Linked DNA regions of Homo sapiens: region 1 is linked to region 2. A link is an interaction called in ENCODE POLR2A ChIA-PET data of the cell type or tissue named here. Cell type or tissue: Panc1. All regions are shown on one strand. Each heading gives the region's core, and the rest is flanking DNA. Links, peaks and the distances in the headings are about the cores only.

Region 1 (3,798 bases), core at 649-3,148, 89 kb after region 2:
GATGGTTTGAAAGGCATCAAGGGTGGTCTGGCTGGGCCATTTTATTAGGGGGTCTTCAGTGTCATTATCTTTTGATCACAGCTTGTAGGTTCTGAAAACCAAGTGGAAGGAAAGAAGCTATGGAAAGCACAGTATCCTGCTTGCACACGTTCACCTATTCTTCTGCTTACCGTATTTGTGCCCTCAACTCTTCCTGATATCCCCCAGTGCAGAGACTCTTTTACCTTCTCCAGAGAAGAAACCTCCCATCGAGAGGAGCATCTTAGTCAGTTCTGGCTGCTGCTACCAAGTAGTATAGACTGGGTGGCTTATGAACAATTGAAATGTATATCTCACAGTTCTGGGTGCCAGTATAAATTGGCTGTGGTGAGGGCTTTCTTCTGGGTTGCAGAATATTGTCTTTTCACTGCATCCGCACATGGCAGAAAGAGTGAGAGAGCTCTCTGGGATCCCTTTTAAGGGCACTAATCCTATTCATGAGGGCTCCACCCTCATGACCTAATCATCCCCTCAAAAGCCCTACCTTGTAATACTATCATATTGGTGTTAAGATTTTAACATATGAATTTTGGGGGAACATAAACATTCAGTCCATAACAGGGAAGTTGTACAGACACATAAACTGGAGTGTAGAACTGGACATTTAACAACCTCTACTTCTTCTTTTACTCCTCTCCCCCTACTCCCACACTTGAACCTCTTCTCCTCCTTTGAAAACAGGTTTTATTGAGATATAACTTACATACTGAGAAATCCACAAACCTTAAGGGTGGACCTAACAAAGTGCATCGTTAACAAACCTCCTGATGTTGGCCTATCCTTTGCCCCATCTTCCTCAAGTACATGGTGCTGTACATTCTTGAGCCATTGGGAATTTTGGGATGTAAATGGAGTTACTGGTGTAGTCAAACCCCAGTCTGGGTGACAGTTGGGCTGGCTGTCATTACTAATTCTCTCAGGAGACATTTCTGTTTTCTCTTTTTCTTCCCTAGCACCTAGGCTGAGATGAACAAGATACATTTTTATGTGCTTTGCCTTCGCTAAGGCACAGATACTTTTTCCTCTCCTACCTTTGTGAGGAGGCTGTGGCCCTTCAAGGCTCTGGCTTTATGTGGGCAGTCCCACTTCCTACTCCCCACCTGTGTATGCCCTGGGTTCTGTCTCTTGTGCCCTGTCTTTGCTTACCCCCATCGCAGCCTCTCTCCAGGGTTCTGGGTTCCTAGTATTGGCAGATGCTACATTCCTGGTTTTCAAAGACTATTTATTGTATTTAATTCAGCAGTTTTGGTGTTTTGTAGCTGGAGAATTTTTCAGAATATCTAGTCTGAGGTATTGCCAGGAACAATTAATCTTGTTAAATCCTATTCATCTTAAAAGGCTCAACTCAAAGGTCACCTCTTATGTAAAAGCTCTCTGTCCTTCTCCTGGAGGAGTTAGCCTTTCTTCCTCTAATGAAAGAAAGCTTCCACAGGCCCTGGTGACATCCCCACTCCAGGGCCGTCACTCACTTAAAAAGTTGCCTTAACTGTGTCCTTAGGGATCTGTCTCCACCACCAGTTAGGAGCTGCTCAAGGCAGGCACTTTAGGATGCATCTCTTATCTTCTACATTTAGTCCAGTGCCTACCACTGGGGTGTGGTGGGTGGGGGGAGGGAGAGGGGAAGAGACAATTCTAAATACTCACGGAATTAAAAGAAAGTAATTGATAATGCACTAATGCCATGGTTCAAGTTCTGCCGAGGCTCGCTCCCAGTCATGTGTGTTATGAGATACTCAATATACACACATTCAATACAAACACGTATTGGATGCCTTCATTCTGTCCCTGAAACTTGCCAAGCTTCTTCCCATTTCAAGGTCTTTGCAATTGTTTTCTTTCTGCTTGGAATGCCCTTCCCCTGGAAGTTCACATGGCTACCACCTTCCTCTTAGGTAGGTCCCAACTCAAATGCTGCCTTCAGAGACAGGGCTCTCCTAACCACCCCCACCCATGCCCAGCCAGGTTATCCAAATATTCTCTTCCTCATAGCATATGATTATAGAATCACTTAAAGTTAGCTTATTTTTAAAAACGTAATGCAATCTACATACTAGTATTCTCAGAATCTAGGATGATGCCACATGATAAATATTCAGTAAATAATTTGTGGACTGACTGCCTAATATGAATAGGTGCAAAGGATTTTTAAAAAATGAATATGGGGCCCTGGTAGGTTCACAAAGTTCAACTGCTGAAGACAGATCTTCTTTCAGACCACTTTTGAGATTTTTCTATGGCTGTGGTAGACAACTCGTAACATCTGCCTTTTTCTAGGCCAAAGTTTTCTAAGTTATCCTCTGGAACTCTGGGGATCTCACTCATCATGGAACCATGAGTTGGAGTGGGTTCAGCCTGTTTTCTAGGTAAAGTCCTGCCTTCGTCTGTAGGTAGTGCCGGCTTTGGTTCTCCTCAACAGTGTTACAGAGTGGGGTGGAATTCCTTCCAGATGGGACTTTGGCTCTGTTTGCCTTAAAGCATGTCCACCCCCCGCCCCCCACCAACTGCTTCTGCCTGTCCTTCCATCCTGTACTAGGTAGAAGGGAGGCATGAGATGTAGATAAGGGAGAACACACTTAGTTGGGATTTAGAAAAATGAGGTGGTACAAGGTGCCAGGGAGTTAGAAGAGAGGGTAGGGCTAAGAAGTGGGATAAAGGGAGAAAAAAAAAAGTGCAAAGGCCTCAGAAATAACTTGGGCCTATTTGGATAAGTAGGGTCAATTTTGCCTACAGTTAGCTTGAAAAAAAAAAATGCAGTTTCTCTTGACTTATCTTGGCAGGAAAGCTTGTGTGAAAATGGGGTAAGGGGGCCAAGCAGGGTCACTGACACTTGTAATCCCAACACTTTGGGAGACCGAGATGGGCAGATCCCTTAGCCCAGGAGTTCAAGACCAGCCTAGGCAACATGGTGAAACCCTGTCTCTACAAAAATTAGCTGGGTATGGTGGCACGCAGCTGTAGTCCCAGCTAATCTGGAGGCTGAGGTGGGAGGATTGATTTGAGCTCCGGAGGCGGAGGTTGCAGTGAGCTAAGATTGCATCACTGCACTCCAGTCTGGGCGACAGAATGAGACCCCATCTCAAAAATAAATAAATAAATAAACAAACAAATAAAAAAATAAATAAAAAATAAAAGAAAGTTGGGCAAGGAAGGGGGTGCAAGATGACAATTTTTTTTTTGTCCTGGGACATGAGCTTCTTAGCTGACAAGGAATATGGTGAAGCAGAGCATAGATTTCTCCTTCAGTTCTAACACTGCAGTCATTCTAAATCTCTGTAGCCCAGTGGAAATGTGCACCCTTCCTGTCTGCACCCCAGCCTTCCAACCATACTCCCACTTAGCTCTACATGCTAAGTGTGTCTCTTTGGAAATGGTTCTGACCACATCCAGCCATGTGTGCACATGGCTTCCAGCAGGGCCCCTTCCTTCAGCTCTAGAGTACCAAGAGTTTGTTAAAAATGCTAGTCCTCCTTCAGAGATTCTGATTCAGTAGACTCAATGATGGGTCCAGGTATCTGCATTTTAAACTAGCACCACAGGGATTCTGATACAGGCAATTTGTAAATGACTCTTTTATAAAATTGGTAGTTAGATTTACTAAATATTTCTATAAGCTAAGTGTGGTGCTAATCCCTTTAGATGCATTATCTTAATCCACACAAGAGCTCATCCAGTTATAGCTGAGGACACAGGCTGAGACGTCAGCTAGAACTTGTAAACGATGAATCCTGGCCTTAAAAACAAAGGCCTCTGATTACAAAG
Region 2 (8,032 bases), core at 2,204-4,703:
CTTAATGTAACAGGTAGTGGACTAGATTTGGCCTGAAGGCTATATTTTACCAACCCCTGGTTTAAAACGTCCTAAGGAGTATGAATTATTAGCAATTGGTGACTAGCAACCTGGACTTGGGTAAAAGTAAAGCTGCTGCACCTCAAAAATAGCAATTTTGAGTGAGTGGCTCTTTGCTTTATTGCAAGGAGGATATTAGGAGTGTGTAAGAGAGGCAGTTACTCTTGAACCATAACTAGGTGTAATTAAGTACTGCATCTGTTTAACATTGTTTAAATTTTATAGCTGTATTCATAGAACAATAGCTACAGCTATAAATACAATGTATATTTGAAATATATATTTAAAATCTTTTAAGGAAAAATTTTGGCTTTTACAAGTTTGAACTTTGTAGTTGTAAATCCCCCATTTCCCAAGGAGATTGTTTTTTTTTTAAATACACTTTTTTGGTAAGGCAGAGCTTCCTAGGAACTTAAGTGCTGTATTGCAGCAGAACAGTTATTACTCCTTCACACTCAGGTTCGCTGCAGCGCACTATCACTCGTTCCTAAAATTTTCTTCACTTGTTTTTTTTGACAGTGTATTGTCTTTTTAACCCTCATTTACCCTCCCTGCTCTTTTCTTTTCAGTCTTCATTGAAGATTCTTCCTTTTCTACCCATCTTTTAAAAATTGTCATAAAATTATATAATACAAAATTATCCATTTTCACCCTTTAAAAATGTACAGTCCTGTGGCATTAAGTACATTCACGTTACTGTGCAACTGTCACTATCATATCCAGGTGAAAAGAGCTTTTAATCATCCTATACTAAACTTTTTCATCATCCCATACTGAAATTCTGTACCCGTGTTAACCAATAACTTCCCATTCCCTTTGCTTCCTCTCTGCCTGTTTTAGGTTTAGGTTGCCCCAGATCTCTCTTTTGCCTCATGTCTCTCCCTGTTTTGGTGTTTTCATCTGTTTATATGGTGTCTAGTATCACCTCTGTTGAATCACATTCATTCATGCATATATTCAAATAATTTTTAATGCAAACCTGTTAAGTATCAGGCTTTGGGAAAAGGGTGGAGGTGGGGTACATTATAAAGAAAAATGAACACTGTACTGGCACTTAATGGAGTTTATCATCTAGTAGGGGAAACATACTACAAATAATTTTTTTAGTGGTATATATATATAATAAAGGAATAAAGGTATAGTGCTTTGAGAAATAGGAATTTTCCCTTAGGAAATGATGTTTGACCTGAAACCTTAAGATTCAGAACAACTTAAGTGTGCTAAGAAAGAGATGTGGCCGGGCGCAGTGGCTTACACCTGTAATCCCAGCACTTTGGGAGGCCAAGGTGGGCGGATCACCTGAGGTTGGGAGTTCGAGACCAGCCTGACCAACATGGAGAAACCCTGTCTCTACTAAAAATACAAAATTAATGGTGTGGTGGCACATGCCTGTAATCCCAGCTACTCGGGAGGCTGAGGCAGGAGAATCGCTTAAACCCCGGTGGTGGAGGTTGTGGTGAGCCAAGATCGTGCCATTGCTCTCCAGCCTGGGCAGCAAGAGTGAAACTCCATCTCAGAAAAAGGAGATGGAGTAGAGCATTCCAGATAAAAAGAAAGGCATGTGCAAAGGCTCCATGTGGGATGAAGCATGACATATACGAAGAAGTTGCTGGAGAAGAGTAAGGAAAGGAGAGATGTGAGATAAGGCCAGAAAGATACATAGGAACCAGACTCTGTAAAACCTTATAGGCCATGTTAAAGATTGTGGACTTTATTCTTTTTCTTTTTTTGGAGACGGAGTCTTGCTCTGTTGCCCAGGCTGGAGTGCAGTGGTGCGATCTTGGCTCACTGCAACCTCTGCCTCCCGGGTTCAAGCGATTCTTCTGCCTTAGCCTCCTGAGTAGCTGGGATTACAGGTGCCTGCCACCAGACCCAGCTAATTTTTTTTGTATTTTTACTAGAGACGAGGTTTCACGATGTTGGCCAGGCTGGTTTTGAACTCCTGAGCTCAAGTGATCCACCTGCCTTGGCCTCCCAAAGTGCTAGGATTAAAGGTGTGAGCCACTGCAACTGGCACCCGGCCAATTGTGGACTTTTAAGAGCACTAGAAAAATATCGAAGGGTTTTCTGCAAGGGTGTAGTGTATGTGGACAGGAAGGACGTCATCAATTTTATTTTGGAAAGGTTATTCTAGTAGTAGTATGGAAAGTAGGTTGGAAAGGGGCAAGAGTGAATGTAGGATGCCTTTGAAGAGGGTTGATAATGATAGCTAGGCCATGTATGCTGAATGGAAAGCATAGTAGATATGGTAATAAAAGGGAATGAACCAAATATGAGGAAATGGTGGACAAGAATATCAGTAGTGATTTCTAAGTTGCCAGCTTCTGCGACAAGATGAATATTGGGATCATTCTGGAAGAGGGACCCTTGGAAGAGAATTAGATGTTAGTGCGAAGATCATGAGTTGATCTTATATGTTGACTTAGATACATTTGCCATACCCAAGGGGAGAGACATTAAATGGGTGGTGTATATAGGTCTGAAGCTCAGAGGAAAACTTAAGACTAGAAATTTAAATAATGAGGAATGTTTAGCATATAGATAATAATTGATGTATGATTGAGATTCCTTAGGAGAAAGAATATGGCATAGACTGAGAAGATAAAAAGGCTTAGAACTTGGAATGCTAGTGATTAATAACTAAGTAAAAGAGAATAAACTCCAGAGGAGATGGAGGAGGAGGAAAAAGGTAGAATTTAGCAACTGTATTTCTGCACAGGTTGATAGTTCCAAGATCATGCCACATACTGCATACTAAATATATATAAAATATTGTTTTATCTTGCATCTTGTCTCATGGTGAATATGTACAAAACTACATGGTCCAAATTACTGCACTGTCTAACTAAACAGAAAACATATGTTCCTCCTCCCCAAAACCACTACTACCAGTAGGCAAACCAGACATTTCATTCAGCTGATTTCTTTTCTTTAACAATCCTTTCCAGTTTTTAATATCTATCCTTTTTTTCTTTTTTTTCCTTTTTTCTAGTCACCGTGTACTACCTAGTTCAGTCTAACTTATTAAACATCAAGATTTCTGTCATTTTTTCTCCTTACACTGATCAGATCATATCATATGCTTGATCAAAATCACAGATAGTTTTATCACTGCTACTAAATAGGCTTAGTGGCCTACTAAATAGGTTTAGAAACCTACTAACTAGGTTTCAGACTTCTGAGCGTAGTGTCTCAGGCCTTCCATGACCTGGCTCCAGCTGGTTTTATCTGTTTTGTCCCTGCCCTGTGCTTTATCACACTTACCTGAGCATGCTCTGCATTTCCGAGACACTGCTTTTGTTCATCTTATAAATACTGAGTAAAGCACATACTTTCCCCATCCTGTCAAGTTACTACTCATCCTCTCAAGACTGCTTCAATGCCTCTCCTTCCAAAAAGCCTTACCCAGTTTCTCTCAGTTGTAATGAATTACTCCTAACTCTTCCTTTCCATTGCCCTTTGCACCTTTATGATAGTACTCATTTCATTTTGCCTTGCAATGTTTGTTGACTCTGCCTGTGGTACTTGGCTGCAAGCCTCTTAAGAGAGAGAGCACCATATCCTGTTTCTTGTATATATTCTATAAAGTGCTCTTGCCAGTGCTCATAAATATTGAATAAGCTGTGGATATTAGAATATGAAGGAAGGGGCTGGGCACGGTGACTCACGCCTGTAATCCTAGCACTTTGGGAGGCCAAGGCAGGCGGATCATCTGAGCTCAGGATTTCGAAACCAGCCTGGGAGACATGGCAAAACCTTGTCTCTACTAAAAATACAAAAAATTAGCCAGGCGTGGTGGCACATGCCTGTATTCCCAGCTATTTGGGAGGCTGAGGCACAAGAATCGTTTGAGCCCAAGAGGCAGAAGTTACAGTGAGCCGAAATCACGCCACTGCACTCCAGCCTGGGTGACAGCAAAACTTTGTCTCAGAGAAAAAAAAAAAAAAAAAAGATTGAAGGAAGAAATAGTATTTTAAGTGTTAATTTTTTAAATATATGCATTTGATATCTTAGTCCTACTGTTGTACTATTTATTTAATTTTACATGCATAGCACATTTTTTTTTTCTTTTTTTGACAGAAGTATTCAGGTTGACTTTTTTTTTTTTTTTTTTTTGAGACGGAGTCTCGCTCTGTCACCCAGGCTGGAGTGCAGTGGCTCGATATCGGCTCACTGCAAGCCCCGCCTCCCGGGTTCACGCCATTCTCCTGCCTCAGCCTCTCCGAGTAGCTGGGACTACAGGCGCCCGCCACCACACCTGGCTAATTTTTTGTATTTTTTAGTAGAGACGGGGTTTCACCGTGGTCTCGAGCTCCTGACCTCGTGATCCGCCCGCCTCGGCCTCCCAAAGTGCTGGGATTACAAGCGTGAGCCACCGCGCCCGGCCGACTTTTTTTTTTTTTTTTTTTTTAAGGATTTCCCATGTCTTGACCTTAAACTGGCTTAATAATAGTCGGTATTGCTTTAAAAAAAAAATCCAAACTTTGAAAAGGCGATTTAAACAACTTATTTCATAGCTTTTAGAAAAAGTAATAGGTTGAGTGCAGTGTCTCACCCCTGTAATCCCAGCACTTTAGGAGGCCAAGATAGGAGGATCACTTGACACCAGGAGTTTGAGACCAGTCTGGGCAACATGGTGAGACCACATCTCTACAAAAAAATATATATATATTTTTTCGAGACGAGTCTCACTCTGTCGCCCAGGCTGGAGTGCAGTGGCACGATCTCTGCTCACTGCAACCTCTGCCTCCCGGGTTCAAGTGATTTTCCTGCCTCAGCCTCCCAAGTAGCATGCACCACCATGCCTGGCTAATTTTTTTTTTTTTTTTTTTTTAAGTAGAGACAGGGTTTCACCATGTTGGCCAAGCTGGTCTCGAACTCCTGACCTCAAGTGATCAGCCCACCTCAGCCTCCCAAAGTGCTGGGATTACAGGCATGAGCCACCGTGCCTGGCCCAAAGAATATTTTTTAAAATAAAAAGTAATACATTTGTTACAGAAAAATGAGAAAACATAAGTATGCTTTTATATTCCATTTATTTTTAAAGGTCACTCAGGATTGATACAGCAAGTATCAAAGAATAAACTTTCCAACATAGTAGAAGTGAATTAAGTGGCCAATAATCTGTTTAGGAGTTACTCTTCCTGCATTATTTTTGTTGTTTGATGTGGCTACTGTTTTATTTGCATACACAGTTTAAGATAATAGAAACAATTTGTTGGGATTATTATATTTTTTCCCCCACTACCATAAGAATATTTCTTCATTTAAATTGAGATAATGATTTAGTTTTCTAATAGGAAAACTTCAGAAATGAAACGTTAACTTTTTCTCAGTTGTTAAATTTGATTTTCCCCTTCTCATTAATGCAGCTCTCAAGAGGCAGAATTTATATAATAATCCTTTCAACTCTATGAGTTACACCAGTCCTTACAGTCCAAATGCCAGTAGCCCATACAGCAGTGGCTTCAATTCTCCATCCTCAACCCCAGTGCGACCTCCTATAGTCAAACAGCTTATACTTCCTGGAAATTCAGGTAAGGAGAAAATGATATGGAGCTATTAAGGAATGTTTTTTAGCTTACTGCACTGTATCAGAAAATAACATTCATCTGCAGTTCGAGTTCATTTTATTTATGAAACTTTTAACTGGTTAAAGAAAATATCGTTGAGGAGCAACTTAGCACCAGGTACTATATTAGGCACCAGGGGTATAAACATAAGCCAGTGTGCTAAATACATAAAATTTTCTTTAGCAAGTACCTAAAAGTTTGTAAGTCTGGCTTAATTAAATGGGTTACAAATGTGATTCTTTTAATCAATAGATCCTTATTGAACAGCCTACTTGGGTTGTAAAAACTACAGAGTTAAAACCTCTTTATAGGAATTTTAATAAACTTTGATACTGCAGCTAAATAATAGTATGAGGTTAGAGGTGAATGTACCAGCAGAGTGAGGGGGCAGTAAATGATGTGGGAAAGCCAGATTGCTATAAACCAGGGAAAGAATGTTCTGCTCTGAGACTGTTATTGTGTAGCTTACTCTTCACGAATTCACAATTCACCCATTTATTTACTCTTATTGTCGCTGAAGCTGTTGTTATGACTGATTATTATAACTTCCTTAAAAATTAAGGTTAACCACCTCAAATTTTGACCTGTGCACTCCCTAGTCTAATGATCCTATTCTTTGTGTAGTATATAGGTTGTTACTTGCTACTTACTTCACCTATGATGATACCATGTTAAAAAGTTTAAGCTGCAATATTTGTTTAAAATAGGTAATTTCGTTCAGGCATTATTTGAGCCTGACCTTGTAGTACTTTTCCTATCATGTGCACTCTGCTCTTTTTTCATTAATAGTATAAAGATTAATTATTTTGTACTCTTCTTGCTCTCCTTACATGCTTTTCATGTTGGAGCTGACTGTTATGGTGAAGAATTCTGGAAAACAAGTGTTTCAGATAAATCTGTAATAGAAATATTAGTGACAGTGTTGGGATTTCATTATTTAGTAAAAGTTGACGATCTGATGAAAATATTTCATTAGAAACAAGTTAGACTTTTTTGGATGTGTGTATTCTTTATTCCTCTGGCCTGTTTTCTGTCTTCCTTTTGGTTTAGAATGATAAAGTACTTTAAACATGGCATAATGTAGGAGAAACAAGCCTCATGGTCTTTGTTCCTAAAATCTCTAAGGAATCTAATTTTATTCAAATTATAGTTTTCTCATTTAGAAAAATGAGGGAAAAGATGATGGTGTTTGTCAATGACTGTGAATTCGGGAGAAGAAAACACTACATCATAAACTCATCTATTTATAGAGCAGTTTCATTGGCTATCTTGTGCAAGTTGAAATCCTTAACATATACTTATTGAACACCAATTACTTGCCAGGCACTGTGCTGAAAGCTGAATTGTTACATAAGAGAATAGATAAGTTATACTTAGATGAAAATATGTTTATGCCATAGCATATAAAGGAGTCTCAGTAGCCCTCATTTTTCTTAATGAGGTCAATTTCTAATTTCAGGGAATTTTTTAAGCAGAAAAGGCAGAACAAGAATGAATTAAATCAAAGGGTATAATATCAAGTTAGTTGCAGTAGGCATTTATTCAATAGTTGCTTTACCAGAGTTTGAATTTTTTTCTTTTTTTTTTTTTAAGGTAACTTGAAAAGCTCAGACAGAAATCCTCCACTCAGTCCTCAGTCCTCTATAGATAGTGAGTTAAGTGCTTCAGAATTAGATGAAGATTCAATTGGATCCAATTATAAGCTAAATGATGTAACTGATGTACAGATTCTAGCCCGGATGCAGGAAGAAAGTAAGTATTCTAATTGTTAAGAGTTGAGGTTTTTTACTATTGCATAATTTTGTTGTATATTAAATATGTCTTAAAGTATTGTGGGGGTAGTAATGTAGTGAAAGTAGAAATGTTGCAGTGGACATTTCAGAGACTTAGTCAACATATGTACATGTTTATTCATCAACTTGTTTTCAGAGTCCATTTTTACATAGAGCAGTTATGCTGTGTGAGGGACAAAGAACAGCATTTATGCTGCTCTGCTTCTATGACTGGTTTTTATACCCTGCATGTTACTCTGCACTAGCACTTAACTCTTGTAATTGTTAGTCTATTACCCTTTGTGTTTTAGTGTAAACCAGCGTTTCTCAATTTTTTTCTTTTCGGTTGCTCCCCTAAGGAGCCTTGTTAAAAACTTCTTTTCCTTTTCTCCCACACTCCCCATGAAATCTTAATACCACAAGATATACTCTATATATGTTTAAGTACTATGAGGGCCATATACAATTATGACATCTAGGAATTTTTTCACACCCCAAGAACCAGTTTTTGCCCTCTTGGGAATGAATATCTCCTCACTTGAGAATACATGGTGTAAACTGTAAAAAAGACCTTTAGGAGAACATTGGAATTGTGACATTAAATTAAATGAAGCATGTGATGGTGCT

Evidence for each region. Peaks named below come from ENCODE experiments on the same cell type or tissue, not always from the same donor. Only the 100,000 strongest peaks of a DNase experiment are listed, where the experiment ranks them.
Region 1: POLR2A ChIA-PET joins it to region 2 with 15 read pairs; 4 of 35 experiments call an interaction of 5 or more read pairs at or near these places.

Annotation. Positions count from the first base shown.
Region 1 is chr4:48,463,192-48,466,989 of GRCh38, forward strand. No RefSeq gene overlaps it. Among named protein-coding and RNA genes, the nearest start is that of SLC10A4, 18 kb to the right of the region's middle. In Panc1, for the core only: no CTCF peak of the experiment used is centred there; no DNase peak of the experiment used is centred there.
Region 2 is chr4:48,372,464-48,380,495 of GRCh38, forward strand. It overlaps SLAIN2 (SLAIN motif family member 2), which reads left to right. Exons shown (of 8, transcript NM_020846.2): 3 at 5,433-5,597; 4 at 7,227-7,385. Among named protein-coding and RNA genes, the nearest start is that of SLAIN2, 35 kb to the left of the region's middle. In Panc1, for the core only: no CTCF peak of the experiment used is centred there; a DNase peak (open chromatin) is centred at 3,668.